Linked DNA regions of Mus musculus: region 2 is linked to region 1. The links are chromatin contacts, found by POLR2A ChIA-PET in ENCODE. All regions are on one chromosome and are shown on one strand. Each heading gives the region's core, a stretch centred on a gene start or an enhancer-like site at or near the end of the contact. The rest is flanking DNA. Distances are from core to core; before and after follow the strand shown. Region 1 holds the start of Fis1 (fission, mitochondrial 1). Region 2 holds the start of Pop7 (processing of precursor 7, ribonuclease P family, (S. cerevisiae)).

Region 1 (5,203 bases), core at 1,099-3,598:
TAATTCCAGCATTTGGAGGCAGAAGCAGTTGATTTGTATGAGTTTAAAGTTATTCTGAGCCACAGAGGCCATTTCAGCCAGGGCTACATAGTGAAAACCCCGTGTTAAAAAAACCAAAACCGGGCTGGTGAGATGGCTCAGCGGGTAAGAGCACCCAATTGCTCTTCCGAAGGTCTGGAGTTCAAATCCCAGCAACCACATGGTGGCTCACAACCATCTGTAACGAGATCTGACTCCCTCTTCTGGAGTGTCTGAAGACACGTACAGTGTACTTACATATAATAAATAAATTAAAAATTAAAAAAAAAAAAAACAGGGATCCTGGGGACCGTGGGTCAGAGGCCAAATTTTATATATCTGTCACTTTGCCACAATGTTTGCGGTTTTGTTTGCTTTTCATTTTTAAAAAGATCTACTTTGTATGTACAAATGTATGTGCTTCTGTGTACATGTCAGGTGCCCACAGAGGCCAAAGGCACCCGATCCCCAACACTGGAGTTCTGGGAGGTGGTGAACCACCTGACAGAACTGGGAACTGAGCCCAGGGCTTCTGGAAGGGCAAACAAACAAACAAGCAAAGAGTTGCCAGGATCATGATGTCTCTCCGTGGTAATAGAAACCCTAAAACACCATGTCAGGTAGCTCATGACTACCTGTAACTCCAGCTCCAGGGCGGGGGTGGGGTGGGGTGGGGGGATCCAACACGCTCTTCTGAGGTCTAAGGTGTATCATCTTAAGGGATCAGGGTTTTTGTTGGTTCATTTGTTTGTTTATTTATTTTTAAAGATTTGTTTATTTATTTTATGCATGTAAGTATAAGTATACTGTCACTGTCTTCAGACTCACCAGAAGAGGGCATCGGATCCCATTACAGATGGTTGTGAGCCACCATGTGGTTGCTGGGAATTGAACTCAGGACCCCTGTAAGAGCAGTCAATGCTCTTAACCGCTGAGCCATCTCTCCAGCCCAAAATACAGCATCTTATGTGCTATTTGTAGGGGGAGAATGGCCCAAAGTAGCTAAATTAGACAACGTTGGCAACGAGAACACAGGATACCTCAGACATACACGTCTATCTAAGGACGAATAGCCATAGGCCAGGAAGAGAGTAGGATCCCGACAAACTGCAACCCTCACTCCTGTGAGGCCCAGGCCCCAGCCTCAGACCTTGCCAAGTCTGCCTGTGGACAGTGACACAGAGCTGACATTCCTTTTGCCCTTTCACCCAGGCCTCTGAGAAAGCCTTGGATTGTCTGGCTCCCAAGAAGAGTTCCTACCCCAGGCTGGACTCCAACTTGCTAAGCCAAGGATGATCTTAAACTTCCTCCTCTTCCTGCCTCCACCTCCCAAGCGCTAGGATGAAAGCCTGCATGACCATTCCCCCTCCCCACATTAGATGCATAAGGATAGGAGTTTTCTTTTTCTCAGTGCCAATCCCTGTACTTAAATAGTGACCGACACTTAGGAAATGCTCAATCAAAAATGAATGAATCAACCAATAAGCAACGGCAGGGCTAGAAGATAGATGTTCTGAATAGCAAAGACGGCAGGCACATGCAGAGTGCCTGTGATTACTGGAGGTTTCAGAATCATAGGGCAAGGGACAGCGAGTGTGCTGGCTAGTCCTCTGTCAGCTTGACACCCAAACTAGAGCTCTCTCAAAGGAGGGCCCCTCAATTGAGAAAAATGCCTCCATGAGATCTGGCTCCAAGGCATTTACATAACTGGGGGAGGACCCAGTCCATTGTGGGTGGTACCATCCCTGGGCTAATGGTCCTGGGTTCTATAAGAGAGCAGGCTGAGCTGGGTGGTGGTGTGTGCCTTTAATCCCAGCAATCAGGAGGCAGAGGCAGGCGGATCATGTGACCCAAGTTTTCCCCTTATAGCTGGAACCCAGGCAGTTGTGAGCTATGTGGGGTCTGGCAACAGAACATGAGAGCCATCCATGGGCCTTTAACCCTGGACTGTGTTTCCTGGGTTTTCTTCAGAATCCTATTAAGAATGGCTGTCCACTATGGTCATGTGACCCAAGTTTTCGGAGGGGGGAGGTGGGGGAGTGCGTGGAGCATGGAGAGGGTATAGCTACCAATTCCTCTTGCTTTATGAGAGACTGAGCATCTCTTTGTGAGAGACTACACTGAGACCCTCCGGCCCCTGGTACTCATTAGGATTTTATTGCAAACATTGAAGATAATCCAGGGTCCTAGAGTGAGGGGTTCTTACACTGGTTCCTAGGATAATGTGATGCAGGGAGGATCTAGGACATCAGGGGAGTCCAAAGAGAGCAAAGTATCCCAGCGTAGGCACTAGTGCCCCCGCCCGCCCCAAGGCAAAGGAGGAAGGGGCGGGGCCTCCACAGGTCGATGCCGGAAGTGCCTCTCCGCCCCTGCTACTGGACCATGGAGACTGTGGCCCAGTAGAGACCTTAGTGTGAGGCTTTCAGGGGCGGCGGCCATGGAGGCCGTGCTGAACGAGCTGGTGTCTGTGGAGGATCTGAAGGTAAGGTCTGGGACGGAGGAAGGAGAAGGGCAGAATTGGAAAGGGCAGTTCCTGAGGAGAGCTGACTGAGGCTAACCAGTGCCGGTTTCGTCTTTCTTGGCAAGCTGAACTACGGCTCCCAGCAGCCTCTGCGGCATCCTGCTTCTTGTGGGAATCGGCTTCGTGTCCCTAGGCCTGACGGGAATTGTAGCTTCCCGGGTTTCAGCAACTCAGACCTAGGCCTGGGGTCTTAGTGTGATGCAGAGCTGGGAATTTGGGGTACTCGTGTGCAGGGATGGAGTAGTATAGTCACTGGTGTAAATTTTCGCTAGTGTTTAGTTCCTCACGGTGCTATTTTCACCGCATCCTTGTAGCTGTGTTTTCTTTCCTCTCCTAGAATTAAAGTAAGGCAGATCCAGGCCCAAAAGAGTAGGGTGGGACGGGACCAGCGGCCTCAAGGGAAAGGCCATGTAGGAGGTCGTTTAGCTCTGGGACAGTATGTTTACTCTTCAGACACTTGGGGTCAGCTGGTTTGGGAGCAGTGCCTCCAGCTGCCACCAGGTGGCATCTCCTCTTGGTACCACTAGGGGCTGGGTTCACGGACCTTCCGAAGGGGAGGACACAGCATGGGACCCAGGGGTGGAGATGACAGAAGCTTCGGGGTACCAAGATCTACAAGGGAAAGGCGGCAGGGAGGAAAATATGATCTAACTGGGATTCAGACATCAAGTTAGCTGGAGAATGATTGCTGCTCTTTGTTGCTAAATGGTCACTCTTCTCTCTAATGACAGAATTTTGAAAGGAAATTTCAGTCTGAGCAGGCAGCTGGTTCTGTGTCCAAGAGCACGCAATTTGAATATGCCTGGTGCCTGGTTCGAAGCAAATACAATGAGGACATCCGCAGAGGCATCGTGCTGCTGGAGGGTAAGGCGCTGGGCCCCACTTTCCAGCCGCCAGCCAGCCTGACCTCTACTGTGCTTGACCTCACCCCTCCAGGACCCTTTCCAACACAGAACCCTCACCTTACAGCACATTTGTCATTCAGTAACCACCAGTAACTTCACTTGGAGAAAGGGCTAGATTGATTCTCTACGTCCCCAGCATCTGAACAGTCATTCAGATGGAAAATGCTGTAGGAAAAAATGCTCTCAGGCTGGGGAGACTCAGTGCATCCTGTCCAGGCATGAAGACCTGGGTTCAAATCCCCAGCACCCACAGCAGCAGCTGAGTGTGGCCATCCGAGTCTGTATAGAGAGTAAGCTGGAATCAGCTAGAGATGGCTTGTTGCCATCTTAGCCCAGGTTCAGTTGGAGACCCTTTCTTTAGGGGATGCTGTGGAGTGTGAAAGCACTGGCCGTCCTCTGACCTCCATGCTTCCATGTGCACACACACAGTGTACACAAAACACTTCTGGTATAGTTACTAATTGCCGTTAATATAGTGTTTACGTTGTATTGGATAACAGTCATTTGGAAAATTCTAGAGATTTAGAATATCTGAGGGGCTAGTGGTATCAAGGCTGTGTGACCCCAGCACTACAAAGGTGAAGACACAGGAACATAGTTCAGTAGTCGAACATTGACTGTGGAGATAGAGGCAGGAAGGTCAGAAGTTCAAGGCCAGAGTCAGCACATCCTGACCAAATTTGAGGTCAGCCTGGGCTACATGAGCTCCCTGACTCAAAGAACACTGCATCTTTGGGGACTATAGGTGCATTCTATGCAAACACCGTTTAATTTTATAGACGGGCCTGCCGTCTGTGCACTTTGAAGTCTGGGGGCTGTGTTGGCATAGTCCCAGAGGCTGTCAAGGGACGACGCTGGGAACAGAAGACTGCTGTATCATTAGTCAGTTGACTTTGACACAGGACCTCTAACCTGTGCGTCCTGCTTCAGCTACCTCAGTGCTGCGAGTTCAGGGGTGCCGCCAGCTCTGGGGTCTCTAAAAGCAAATACTGTCCCCCTACTTTGATCAGTTTGGACTTTTAGGTTTCTTTTACAGTAGAGCACAGCAGTGGGAGTGGTGTCAGCATTTGAGTCCTGTTTGGAGACACAGTGCAGACCCTGAGGAGACTGTAGCACTGCACAGCTATTTAGTGCCGAAGTGGTGGCTGCCGCACCACGGAACTCCAGCGCTAGAGAGGCTGGGGCAGCCTGATGGGGAGTTTGAAACAAGCCCGGGCGGCATAGTGAGTGCCTATCTTAATACCGTCCTACGGGGATACACACACACAGAATGAAATGAAAAACAAGTCAGACAAGGGTCACTCAGGGAAGATGAGTTATAGGAAAGGGGGGCAGGTTGTGGGCCTAGAGTGGTGATTCACACCTTTAATCCCAGTAGTAGGAGGAGTAGCAGAAGTAGGAGGATCTCTGAGTTTGAGGCCAGCCTGGTCTATAGAGTGGGTTGTAGGACAGCCAGGGCTACACAGAGAAACCCTGTTTCAAAAACAAAACAAAAGCTCAGTCTACGGAGTGCATGTTTGCTGTGTATGAAGCCCTGCTTCAATTCCATTCCCAGCACTGCATAATAAGCCAGCCGTATCCCAGACCATTCAGGAGGTGGCAGGAGGAGCACAAGTTCGGGCATTCTCAGCAAGATGAGTGTCAGGCGGGAGGTGACCTTGCAGTAGGACCCATGGCTGCCAGTGGGAATGCACCCATCCATACAGACTGCGGGGCTGGCTCCTGGTCTCCACCACAGGTGTTTGACAGGCTTACGGCT
Region 2 (5,203 bases), core at 1,399-3,898, 540 kb after region 1:
ATCTGTGCATGGTGGGCATGCCCATGCCCAGGGAGGGCAGAAGAGGGTGTTGAATCCCCTGTCACTGGAGGAGCCAGGAGGGTTCTGGGAATTGAACCAGAGTCGTCTGGAAAAGCAGCTGGTGTTTTTGACCACTGAACCCATCTCTCCAGTCCCTCCTTTATGTACCTTCTATTCAGTTTATTAGTCCTTTAATTAAGGATTTATGTCCTGGTGATCTGGGGCGATCTTTGTAATTCTAGGCACAATCTCCTGTCAGATGTGTGGGTGGCAAAGGTTTTCTCCAAGACCGTAAGCATCTCTTCACTCTGCAGGTTTGCTTTTGAAACAAGAGTAGCCCAGGCTGGTCTCAAACCCACCCTCCTGCTTCAGCTTAAGCGTCAAGATAATATATGCATGTGATCACACCCAGGTCAGTTGGCTTTTCAGAAACAAGCCTGTGAGCCACTGTGTAGCTCCTAAAGCCAATCAACACGTCTCAGGAGAAAGCTTTCAGACGTTGGTTCTCTCCCATTACGTGGGCTCTGGGGATTAAACTCAGGCGGTCAGGCTTGCCTTTACCCCTGGAGCCATCTTGGTAGCCCCTCCAATTTCTCTTCGGTATTTAGTTTGGGCCCCGAGCCCATGGATGGAATGCTGCCATCCACATAAAGAGCAGGTTCTCCCTACCTCAGCTAAACACATGCCCAGAGGAGTGTCTACTGGGTGATTTTACATCTAAGCAAGCTGGCAAGAAAGATTAAACAGCTGAACTAGGTTGATCTCAGACTCTAGACTACCGATGCCCAGCAACACATGAGCTCTTCGGGAACAGGAATCAAGTGTAACAGTCAAAACTGTCAGTTCAAGAGCTAGGGGCTTAGCCGTAGAAGGGCTACTTAGAATCCACCACTGAAGAGCTGGGGGCGTGGCTCAGCAACAGTAGACTTACTTTGGGTAAAAAGGCCCTAGGTTTGACTACCAGCAAACAAACCGTCAGTTTTGCATGTGTATGTGTGAGTACCAGTACATGTGCTACAGTTTACGTGTAAGTCACCTTCCACTTCGAGCCAGGGTTTCTTGCTGCTGATGTTTATGCCGGAGCAGCTAGCCCACAAGCTAGCGAGGATTCGCCCATCTCTGATACCTATCTCACTGTAGAAGCATGGGAATTGGATTCAAGAGCTGCAATGCTCCGCAGAAAAATGAGTTCTGCTGATTCAAATATTCATGATTATTTGACAAGTGCCTTGCCTATTGAGCCATCTCCCCATCCCTCCCCCGTCATAATTCTTGTGGTTACTAGGAATTGAACCTCTGGCCTAATCCTATGCTAGGCAACTAGGTAACACTCACTAGTCACGATTCCTTTGCTGAGTTATATCCACAAAGAACTTCCCTCACCTTTAAACCTTCTCTTTTCCCAAGCCTGGGAACCATGAGAGCCGGATACATCCCAGCTGTAGCTAGCTCAGTCGATGAGTCTACTCTCTCATCTTCCTGAGAGCACACTGTAACAATTAAGCTTCCGTGTTACACTCAACAAATTTGATTCCCGTCATACTGTGGTTCAATGTGAGATGCCTTACTGTGGCCTATATACTTGCTCTTTCCTACCATTTTCCTATTCAAGTACACACAGAATTACACTAGGAAAAAGAGGCCATTCGAAGCCCGGCACCAACACAACTTAATAATTTATTATACAGGACAAGGAAGATTCACTTCTCGGGCTCTCCATTCTCAGTCCTCTAGGCTGAAGTAACAAGGTAACAAGAGGCTCAGGACAGAACTCAGAACAAGAGCCACTATGAAGCACTAGAAACCTCGGCCACATGGATGTGTGTGCTCAGAAGCCTTGGTGGGTCCAAGTCAGCCTCCCTTCAGTTACTTGGGCGTGACCCTGAAGACTCGGATGTGGATGGCTGAGTTGTTCCTGACCCTCGTCAGGGGCTCCCGAGAGTCAGTCTCTGGCTCCAACTCGTCCACCAGCTCCACGGTGGAGGTATTGGCGGCCACCTGTAGGGACCCAAAGCTGCCCGCCTGCAGCTGCAGGGCGATGTTGATGGCCCGGTTGATGGCCAGGCCCAAGCCATGAATGTAGATTTCAGTGCATGCGTTCTGCCCCCTAGTGCCTCCGTCCAGGAGCTTTTGGCAGCGAGCTAGCTGGGCCTTAAAGTCAGTCTTCATGTTGACATAAATGTCGTTGGGCCTCCGGGGCAAGCGGTGGGGAAGTCGCTTCCGAAGGGTGTACTCCACAGGGTCCAGCTCAGCCTCGATGGCACAGCGGGGTTCTCTGTTTTCTGCCATGCTCTGAGTCCTGGCATGGAGAAGGAACAAGATTCAGGGAGGTCAGGAGAATCCTTTCTTGCCCGGCTTTCTAAGGGTGCAACCAGAAGGGGGCGCCCTCAACACCCTCTTCCTTCCCAGTGTCTCAAGCCCTTCCACTTCCGCTTTCTCCACTCCCAGTTTTAATTCATTCATCACGTGGTTCCCATTCCCGGCGTGTCCACGCCTACCTTCTTCCTTCCTCAGTGCCCTTCACTCGCGTGAGCCTCGCCGACCGATCCAAGTGGACGTCGCTGGCCTCGATATGCAGAAGAAGAACGGAGAAGGGATCGGAAGAGGAACGCCGGGCAGGCTCGCCAGCAAGGGCTACGCACTGCGCACGCGCGTCCCCGCTCCAAGCCGGAACCGATAAGCTTATGGCCTTCTAGGCTTCCGTACTCTCCGCCTCCTTTCCTCGTGCGCGTGCGCAAGGCGATTTAAGGCTCGCGAGACTTGAGGGTTCGCAGGGTTCTAGTGAGCGCTTCGAAGGGCGGGACTAGCTAGCAGAGGCGGGGCTAATTGACAGAGGCGGGCCCAAGAGGGGCGTGGCGTGGATCGCCCAGTTCTCCCCTCCCCGGGCAGGGCGGGACTCGAGGATCGAGGCGGGAAGCAGGGCTGGAAAAGGGGGTTCGGGCAGCGACCCCGGGTCAGCATTGGAGCTGGGATCGCAGGGGCCGGAAGCCTGTAGTCCACGTCCATCCCACTTCTGAGCAGTGGAGTTGACAGCTGACCTCCCGCCCGACGTCCTGACAGCCCCGGAAGCCGAGAAATCGAAGGGATCGTGTCCACCATGATGGACTCCTCCCTCTGCGAGGGACCCACATGAGGTGCCAAGTGTTGGCAGCTTCCCGCCACACCTCTTAACTGTCCCGCCGCACTCGAGCTGCTTCCCGCGACCGGCAAGCCATGACCGGCCGCTCCCTGGCGGAAGGGACAGGAACTGCAGTGCTTGGGTTCCTAGCCCCTGAAAGTTAGTGGGAATCTGGATCTCTGCCCGCAATGGTAAAGCATTTGGACCGTTCCCTGCAGAAAGGCGTGAAGCCTGCTTTGGGGCTTCGTCCTAGATACATCTCCAGGCCACTTACCTAGGCTGAATCTGACTGAAGGCTGGAAAGGGAAGTGTGCACTCTGCTATATAGCCAACCTTGAACTTCTGATCCCCCTGCCTCCACCTTGTGAGTGCCAGGGTTATAACCGCAGGGACTCACTCAACTGAGATACATCCCTAACTTCTAGGATTTAGGTTAAAATGGAAGGTTTGACATGCTAGACCTCAGTTTACTCCGAGCTGATCTATATATTTAATGAACATTTAGAGGAGTCTCAGGAAGAGTTGCACATATAAACCAAAAAATCTTTTTTTGGGGGGTGGGGGTGGGGATAGGGTTTAACGATGTAGCTCAGGCTAGCCTAGAACTCATGCTCCTGCCTTGGCCTCCCCAGCGCTAATGTTTTAGGTGTGCACGACTGCACCATTTTAATAAACTTATCCTAAAACTTATGGCAAATAAATAGACTGAATAAAATGATTTTGTAACGTTGTTGGACTCAACTGTCTTAGCAATTACGAGCACTTTCTGCTCTTCAAGATGACTCTCTTGAAGAGGACTCGAGTTTGTTCCCGGTACCCATGTTGAATGTTAAGTCCAGCTTCAGGAGACCTGACACCCTCCTCTGGCCTGTGTGTGTGCCCAGACACACACAGGCACATATATAAAAATTTAAAAATATATATTTACTTTTAAAGCTATGGCTATTGTGTGTATGCAGTGCAGGGACCATACACGTTGTGAAGTCGATTCCTCAACCTTTATATTGGTTCTGAGGAGCAAAGGCTCACACAGCAAGGACTTCACAGCTCACACACTGATCCATCTTGCCAGCCCCTTAAGACTTACCATGCAAATACGGTCATTAAGAAAAGTGTGCTGTTGGCAGGTGTATATATACAAAAATCAATAAAATAGAGAACTCAGAAACACTCAAGTACACCAAGCCATTGGAGAAAGGGCCTCACAGCCAGGCTGGCATCAAACTCAGTGAGCGTGCCCTTGAAGGTTGGCTCAACTGCCTCCCGCTGCCAAGTGTGGGAATTACAGGTGTGGGCCAGCATAGCTGATTCATGCAGTGTACTTGCTACCATTTGAGTTATAGCTCCGGCCAACTCATTGTCTTGACAGAAATGCAAACATAGCACAATGCAAAAGGACTGTGTATCGAGTGCTTCTGAAACAGACCCGAGGGTGGGGGAGGGCCTTAAGACCATAGCGTGGCCAGTGGCTCTGAATATGAAACTGTTAACTATAAAACAAATGGAGAAAATGTAAGGGGATTCTTCAAGAGGCTAGTCAGGCAACCAGTCCAGAGACAGGGTCGAGGTGGGGTGGGGAAGACAGATAAGCTGTTGTTCATCAAAATTTCAAGGGTGGAGGGTCTAAGGTAAGGCTACCCACTGTGAAACCCAAGAACCTGAGGTGGGGCCCTGGGACCCACCATAATAGAAGAAAAAAGTCCACTCCCAAAAGCTTTCCTATGAGTGTATGTCCATGCTCATATACTCCCCAAACACACTCAAAATAAATAAATTTAAAAATAAAATTTAGAAACCTTTAAAGCTGGGCACGATGACTCACCCTGTAATACAAGCACTTAGGAGACTGCGGCAGGAGGATTGTCATGGCCTCGAGGCCAGGTTAAGCTAGAGCGCTCCAGACTGCAATGTGAGACCCTGTCTCAAAAAGAAAACTTTTATGAACAACCAAAATAATATGAAAACAGGATGCACAAAGCTGGGTGTGGTGGTGCACGCTTGGTCCAGGCATGCAGGAGGTAGAGGGCAGGAGGCCTAGTCCCATCCTGGGCTATATAGCAAGTCTGAGGCCAGCTTAGGTCTGAG

What was found. ChIA-PET counts read pairs that join two places held with the same protein, here RNA polymerase II (POLR2A).
Region 2: POLR2A ChIA-PET joins it to region 1 with 10 read pairs in Patski. The contact joins the promoter of Pop7 here to the promoter of Fis1 in region 1. POLR2A ChIA-PET finds 5 or more read pairs at or near these places in 2 of 5 experiments (Patski and embryonic stem cell).

What each region holds. Positions count from the first base shown.
Region 1 is chr5:136,959,729-136,964,931 of GRCm38, forward strand. Fis1 (fission, mitochondrial 1) reads left to right here and starts at 2,349. Exons shown (of 5, transcript NM_025562.3): 1 at 2,349-2,500; 2 at 3,271-3,403. The coding sequence starts at 2,456.
Region 2 is chr5:137,499,781-137,504,983 of GRCm38, forward strand. Pop7 (processing of precursor 7, ribonuclease P family, (S. cerevisiae)) reads right to left here and starts at 2,649. Exons shown (of 2, transcript NM_028753.2): 1 at 2,499-2,649; 2 at 1,659-2,299. The coding sequence starts at 2,289. The coding sequence ends at 1,867.